Regions from separate parts of the Homo sapiens genome. Here region 2 is linked to region 1. Evidence: chromatin contacts called from ENCODE Hi-C or POLR2A ChIA-PET data. All regions are on one chromosome and are shown on one strand. The core of a region is the stretch at or near the end of the contact, and the rest is flanking DNA. Distances in the headings are between cores, read along the strand shown.

Region 1 (3,731 bases), core at 1,086-3,585:
CTGGAGCCCCAGTCCTGCCCCATGCCGGGTACCTGTTAGCAGGAGAGCGATGCTGATGGCCAGGTTCATGGTTCTGGGATCTCAGTCCTGGATCTGGGGTGGGAACAGGATGGGAATCAGCCAAGCTGTGCCACACTTACCACCAGGGCTGGGGGTCCCTGGGAACATGGCATAGTGGCTATGGCAGTCATCTAAGTCCCTCTCTCCATTCCCCCTCTCGTCCCTGCATCTCACTGAACATGATACTGCCACTGGCTCTTTCCTGCTCAGGGAAAGCAAGGAAGGAGGGAGAACAAGCCCAGTCACGGTGTGTTTCTGCGCTTGGCCATGGAGCACTTACTAGCTGGGTGACTTTAAGTAACTTTACCACTCTTTCTCCTCTTCTTACATTAACATAGTGTATGGTAATATAAGACCTATGAGGGCTGAGGCTTCGTATTTAAAAAAAAAATTTAATCGTGGTAAAATACAAAAAGCATAATAATTACTATTTTAACCATTTAAATTCAGTACTTAAATTCAGTATATTCAGCAGTGCTGGATACATTCACGTTGCTATGCAGCCCATCTCCGGAACTCTTTTTGTCTTTCAAAGTAAAACTCTGTATCTGTTAAACAAAGACTCCCCATTTAGGGACTTCCCATTTCCTGTTCAGAAGAAAATCCCCAATGCTCAAAACCGTTTCCGTTTGCAGATTACTGGCATATAGCATACACTCCAAAGATATTTATTGTGAATGAATGAATGAATCTCTCTGAATCTTACATACCCACCGGGTTATGATGGGGGTTAAGAAAAACAACCAACATCTGGCGATGACTGCTTCATATACGTGAGACACAAATCCCTAAGTCACTCGCCATCCCCAGTGGATGGCTAGATACCATTCACCATAGCTAAGGATGCTCCCAGATAGGGAGCATCTATTCCTATCTGGATAGGACACAAGCTAATCGTGTTCCTGGAGGAGAGAAAGACATAGTGATCTCCGATTGTATGTGAGCCAAGGATGCTTCCCAATGTCCAGCTCTCTGGAGTTCCTGGGACTGCAGTTTTCCAGCCCAGTTTCAATAGCCACCCTGGATAGGCTGTCTGCCTGGTCTTTTTTTGTTTTTTGCAGCCTTGGCTGAACCAACCCTTGGCGAGGCGACGCGGAGCCGGTAGTCTAGCCTATCTGCAGAGCAGTGCTCGCCCAGGAGAGGCCACAGAAGGGGCGTGCACCCGCGAGAGCGCGCAGGGCATTGCCTCGGTTGAGTGCGCCCGGGTGCGCAGGGCGCACCACTAGACGAGTTCAGGGTCCCTGGCGCTCAGCCCCTTGACGGGTGAGGCTAGGATCCCGCGGCGGCTGCAGCTACAATCAATGCTCTCTCTGTCCCGGGGTGGAGCTGCTGCCCTGAGCCAGATCCAGGAGGAAGGGGGGTCGGCATCTGGCTTTTGAATCGAGGACTCTTGTTTGAGATGTTGTGCGGGCTTGGGATCTAGGAGGGGAAGGGGGAGCAATGGCCAGAGCAAGAAAGGGAAGAAATGGGTCTGGGGCTGGAGAGGGTAGAAGAGCCAGGGGAGGGGTGGAGAGCGGCTGGGGAGGTGCAGTCTGTATTCATTTCCTCTGGTCTGTGTCCTCAGGCGGCTCCAGACCCAGAGAAGGTCTGCTCTTCCTCCCTCTCAAGCCCCCGGCGGGCCTCATCCTTAATCCATTTCCGTATTCCAATCCTCTCCTTTCCCAAATGAGTCCCCCTTCCCCCTCTCTCATCCTTTTCCAGCTCTCCCCTCCCCCGTCCGCCCGCCTTCCACCCAGTCCCCGCCTGCGGCACTGCGGCTTCCTTCTCCTCCGGTGCCCCGCACCCAGCCCGCCGCGAGGTCACCCGGCAGATTCCCTCTAGCTCGCCATCCTCCATCCTCTCCCCGCAGTTTCATCCGTCCTCCTCCCCGCCTCTGCGAGCTGGGTTTGGGGACGTCTGGGTGGAATGTAGACCCACAGGCTGTCCTTGGTGCCCTTCCTCCCTGTTCTCCAGCGCCCCAGCCCCAGACACCAGTCCCCCAGCGGGCGAAAGCCCGGGAGCGCCTTCCCCGAAAGACATCAGGGTGCCACGCGGCCCCTGCCCTGCAGAAGCATCCCCCTCCCGCCCCTGCCTGGAAAGCAGGCCCCTCCCTAAGCTCTGCGCCCTTCTTCCCTGGGCGCCCTCGGACCGTGGCCCGAAGCCTAGTGTTGGGAAGTCTTGCATGGGCGCCTGACGGCGGTCCCCGAGCCCCAGGTCCCACCGGCTCCAGTTCCCACCTGGACTGGGGTCTTCCGCTGCTGCAGCCTCCTCCAGACGCGCCGCCGCCTCCGGTTGCTGCACCCAGCTCGGAGCCCGCAGTTTTCACCGGGGATGGAGGAGAGGGGGAGCGGGGAGCCGGGGGCTCAGCCAATCAGAGGCGGAGATTGGGGGAGAAAGGACGGCAGGGTGGGGTGGGGGGTGGGGAAGGAAGAGAAGGCGGTCCCGCATTGGTGTGAGAGTGGCAGGTTGCGGCGGAAGGGGGCCCTCACCCTGTGGCTGGCAGGCCTGGCCAGGGACGGGAGGGTTCGGGACCCCGGGGATCAGGGTGCGGCAGCCCAAAGAACATTATCCTCCTCCCTGAGCCCCGCAATGGTTGTTCCCCTTTTAAGGCTTTAACCCTTTCTTCTGACCTATTCTTCAGGAGTCTGTGGGAAAACCAAAGTGTAAGAGGTGCAGGATGCAGGCCGGGAGCGCCCACGCCTCCACATTTCCTTTTCAGCTGGAGCCCACCTCCTCCGGAGCCTCCAGTGAGAAGTTTTGGAATATTCCAGTCTTTCTGAAAGGAAGCTGGTTGGGTGTTTTTCAGTGTTGGAGCAGCCCTTCGGAAGCGAGGCAGGTGCTGGACCCACCCTGTCCGTCCCTGGTCCCCAGCCCCATTTCGCCCCCTCATCTATTCCAGAGCACCCAGCCCTTCAGGGGGCTGCAGGCGCTTTTTGCTCTGGGCATTACGTCTTCTTCAGCCCCTGGGCTGGCACCTTCTGGTCCAGACAGCTGGAAGGTTCTTCTGGCTTTCCTGAGTACAGTCTGCTTGTTTGGTCTTCAGACCAGGAAGGGAGTGTTGCCTTTTAGCAGGCACTGTGCTGGGCACATTACATTCATGGCGACCTTTAACCCATGGCCGCCTGCTGGGTTCATCCCATCTCAATCCTCACCTCCTGTCTTGGCTGGTAAGTGGGAGAGCTGGAGAACTGACCTGGGCTATGGACCCCAGCTCTCAAGGGTGAGCCATTCCTCTTGCTCATCCCTGCCTAGTGGGAGAAGAGAGAGAGGAACTCTGGGAAAGAGGAGGAGACAGCACAAAAAGGACTGAGTCGAGGCCAACTCCTGATCACCTGGGGCACTCCTGATAACCCACCGATTGGATGTCACCAGAAGCCCTAGGCTCATTTTTAGAGACAGTGCTGATGACTTTCTCTCACTCACAGGTGTAGTGAATTTTTTTGAACTAACGTTTATTTGATTGATTTGTATCCTGCCAGCCTCTTTATGAATTCTGATCACGACATTCTGTGGGCCTCCCCAATGTCTGCCTGCCTGTTCTCCTATTTCTTCATGGAAGTCAGCCCTGGCACCTTCCCTGCAGTTTCTGATACTGCAGTGGCACTGTTGGAAGCCACTGTTGGAAGCTTGCAAGTGGGAGGAGATTCGCTTGGTTTCCCAGCATTTAGGGTGATGGAACACTCTAACTGGAA
Region 2 (3,830 bases), core at 327-2,826, 250 kb after region 1:
CCTCATCTGTTTTTTTTCAGTCTGGTGGAGGCTGCACCCTGGGCCTCTCCCCACCTTGTCATTACCCCAGAGGGAGAAGGGAGGGAGCTTCATTTTGTGACCACTGGGCCCACCCCATGAAACTGCTCCTCTGTGTAAGGGCCTCTGAAAGGGGTTCTCTGGGGCCTGTGCCCACGGAAGCACACACAGATTCTGTCCGGTCCATCTCCTCGGTGCCCCCATCGCCACAGCCACAGCCTGGGCCTGTTGTTTCCCACTAGGGACTCACTCATGGTGGCAGCTCCTAACGGGTGTGCCGGTGCCATCCACACAGCCCCCTGAATGCTCAGTCTAACCCACACACCTCGCCACGGTGCTTCCTGGCTGAGAGCCCTTCAGAGACTCCCTGTGGCCAACAGAGAGAAGGCCTTGCTCCTTCCTCCCTGCCCACTCTGCTCCAGCCATTTTCCTTCCCATGCTTCCCTGGCCTGGGCATCCCGCCCTCCAGCCCTGCCTACTCACTCATCTCCCAGCAACCACTCAGTGCTCCTTCCTCAGGGGCCCAGGTCCCCAAGAAGCCATGCCAAAGCGAGTCTGCGCAGGTGTGCAGTGGCCCAGCACACACGTGTTCTGCATATGCGTGTCCCTCCAGCACACCCCCTGCTGCCCACCTTCTGCCCTGCCCCAGTCACTCCTCATTTCCCTTTCCAGATGTGCCCAGGGTAAAGTTATTACCCGAACGAATGCCCAGAATGAAAAATTAAATTTCCACTTATCCCTCTCGCTCATGCATTCCCTCTGGACCAGTGGGGCTTAGAGCAAGGGCATGGCTGTGCCCTGCGGGGTGGGCTCCCCAGAGAATGTGGCAGGCACGGGCCGACGTGGAATGGAGGGTGGTGAGGTCAGCTGCTGCTTGGAAATTGCCTGAGAGCACAAGAACAAACAGCCCTGAGAAGGCTCAGGCCAACTCCCTGAGTCCTCTGGAGGGGGCTGAGAGTCCCTTCCGAGAGAGGCCAGCCGCTCAGCGCCTGGGCCTATCAATGATTCAGTGAGTGCCATGCGTCCCTGGCTCCTGCCTAACGGGGCTGCCAGCAAGAGCCATGTTGTGTCCCTCTTCCAGCTGGGACCCTAGGTGGCCCGGCCCTCCTGCCCCCAGCCCACACCCCTCACATGTTGATAGCCCACCATCAGGGGAAGGTATCACCACGCAGGGAGTACTGCATGATCGTAAGAAGCCTGAGACAAGTGTGAGTATCCCCATATCAGAGGTTAGGAAGCCAAGGCTCAGAGAGGTGAAGCACTTGCTCAAGGCCACACAGCTAGGAAGAGCCAGTGTGTGAACACTCAGGCCAGGTCTGTGCTGTCTCCCATGTGACAGTGCCTCCCTGAGGGGTGGTCATGTTCCCTATGGCCACTCCACATGGAACACAGGCCCTGCCCTTCCCACCTCCCCCTTGACTCCCCCAGTATCTCAGAGCTGGAGCTTGGGTAACCATGAGGCTCATTTTGAGCTGTACTTGGACCTTCCCCGCTGGGGAGAAGTGTGTGACACCGGCCCCTTCCACCTGCCAACCCGTGGAAACCCCCCAGCTTTCCCCAGGCTCCAACCCTGATGCTCCTCCTCCTATGACTAGTCTCGGGGCCAAGGCCAGGGATTGCAGACAACAGCAGGTGGCTCCACACTCCCGCCCCTGGGTGAGAGACGTGACAGAACGGCTCTGAGGACAGGTAGGCGCAGACCCTGGACAACTTCACGTGGCTCTTTCTGCAGCTGTGTCCTAAATATACCCACAAATGAGGTCTCCCACTCCCGAGACACTGGCTCAGAGCTCATGAATCCTCGTGGCTTGCAGGTGTGCAGTGGCTTTGTGGCCGGAGCCCAGCAACTGCCGACCAGTCTTCTGTGTCCCTGAGCATGTTACTTCCTATATCTCAGTCACAGTGGGACACCACTTCCTTTTTTAAGACACTCGGTCACCCTGTCACCCTGCAGATAGCTCAGGTCCACTGTAAAAGACGCTCCCCATGTGAAGTTGTGATGGCAGTTTACCCCTGTGTGGACTTGTTTTGATGCTTCCATTAATAATAATGATGATGATGGAGGTCAGGGTAATAATCACGGAACATTGGCCATTTATTGACAGACTGATCTGTGCTAGGTGCTTGACTTACATCACGTAGAATTCTGACAACAGCCCTTCAAGGTACATCATACTGTCCCCGTTTTACAGATGGTGGGGGGGGCCCTGTCCAGGGTCACAGCTGTCTGACATCAAGCCCATGCTCCTTTCACGTCCCAGGTGAAGTCTCTCCTCAGAACATCCTAGCTCTTGTCCTCCCTTTGCCCGGATAGATAAGTTGACAGAAAGCTGCAGGGAAAGCTCAGTTGCAGGGCACACAAAGCACTATGGCTTTGGGCTACATCTTCGCTTTCTCTCCAGTCTCCCTGCTTGAGGTAAGCCTCACTTTCTGGCCCATGAAGAGGTCCTTGACCACAGGTGCAGAGCTTGGAGGAGATGAGCTCCACCTGCAAACCTATCCCCACCATGCCAGCATCCCACAGCGTGTTCTGCTGGCAGATCTACGGGCAGGTTCTATTGGCCCCCAAAACAGCATTGCTGTAAACAGCACTTCCTTCTTCCCTCTCAGAGCCTTCCTCCTGCCCCTCTCTGATTGGGGGTCACCCTGACTGTCTCATTTGCACCCTTTAATGAAAGAAAGAGAAAAGCAAAGCAAAACCAATGGCCAGAGCTCAAGGGAGAACTAGAGAAGCAGGAAAAGGAGATAATCTTCCTGCAGTGGCATTGCTCAAAGGTGAGGGATGCAGGTGGCGAAGGAACCCGTGGGTGCGGAGAGGCTGGGGAGGATGCAGCTTCCTACCTGTGATATTGACCTCCACCTGGCCTGAGCGTGTACCGATGGGGTTGGTGGCCTCACAGATGTAGGTCCCTGCCAGGCTGTAGTTGATGGGTCCCTTGAAGAAGAGGGTTCTGTTCTGGGCCTCCACACCCTTGGGGAGAGAGCCATTTAGCCTGTGGGAAGTGGGAGACACAGCGTAGGGTTATGACTCTCCAGCCTCAAGAAGCTGTTCCTGGGTCACCCACTTGGCTCCAGGCCCCCTAGCCTTTTGCTGAGCTTGTGTGGTAGAGTCTGTCTTTGAAGGAAGAAAAATAATAATAATAATCTCTTTCACTTGGTAGTTTTATATTATTCAGCTTTTCATATTTGATCATAATATGGGAATATAGGCAGGCTAGGTAGGTGCCGGTCCCCCTTAACAGATGAAACCTGAGGTTCAAGGCCAGGGAACCACAGCTAGCAGGCAGCAGCATGGGAGCTCCAGCCAATTCTCGGGACTCCTGGTAAAGTGCTCTTTCTACTTTCCATTCACGTCTCATGGTTGTTGGTCCTTGGTCTCCTGGGCAGCTGGTTAATAATACAGATGCCAGCCAGGTGTGGTGGCTCACGCCTGTAATCCCAGCACTTTGGGAGGCCGAGGCAGGCAGATCACATGGTCAGGAGTTTGAGACCAGCTTGGCCAATATGGTGAAACCCCATCTCTACTAAAAGTACAAAAATTAGCTGGGTGTGGTGGTGCACGCCTGTAGTCCCAGTTACTCGGGAGGGTGAGGCAGAAGAACTGCTTGAACCTGGGAGGCGGAGGTTGCAGTGAGCCAAGATTGCGCCATTGCACTCCAGCCTGGGTGACAGAGTGAAAATCCGTCTCAAAGAAAAAAAAAAAAATAATAATACAGATGCCTTGGTTCTAACCCCAGATCTCCTGAAGCAGAACCACTGGGGCAAAGACCTGGGAATCTGTATTTGACAAGCCACTCAGGTAACGAGATAGG

Evidence for each region. Hi-C counts contacts between places; a loop is a spot of excess contacts on that map. ChIA-PET counts read pairs that join two places held with the same protein, here RNA polymerase II (POLR2A). Pooled maps may share reads with other maps.
Region 2: a pooled map shows a loop between it and region 1 (2.1-fold over the local background). The contact joins the enhancer-like site here to the promoter of THY1 in region 1. A Hi-C loop is called at or near these places in 1 of 50 pooled maps. POLR2A ChIA-PET finds 5 or more read pairs at or near these places in 2 of 52 experiments (RWPE1 and activated CD4-positive, alpha-beta T cell).

What each region holds. Positions count from the first base shown.
Region 1 is chr11:119,420,837-119,424,567 of GRCh38, forward strand. It overlaps THY1 (Thy-1 cell surface antigen), which reads right to left and starts at 2,336. Exons shown (of 4, transcript NM_006288.5): 1 at 2,277-2,336; 2 at 33-93. The coding sequence starts at 69. The region is part of intron 2 of USP2-AS1 (USP2 antisense RNA 1); the gene reads left to right. RefSeq lists enhancers at 1,082-1,648, 1,649-2,214.
Region 2 is chr11:119,672,300-119,676,129 of GRCh38, forward strand. It overlaps NECTIN1 (nectin cell adhesion molecule 1), which reads right to left. Exons shown (of 6, transcript NM_002855.5): 5 at 2,860-3,011. Among named protein-coding and RNA genes, the nearest start is that of NECTIN1-AS1, 36 kb to the right of the region's middle. RefSeq lists enhancers at 1,280-1,829, 1,850-1,899. Within about 2 kb of position 1,577, at least 6 of the 41 ENCODE cell types and tissues checked have a DNase peak (open chromatin) inside an H3K27ac peak, as active enhancers do.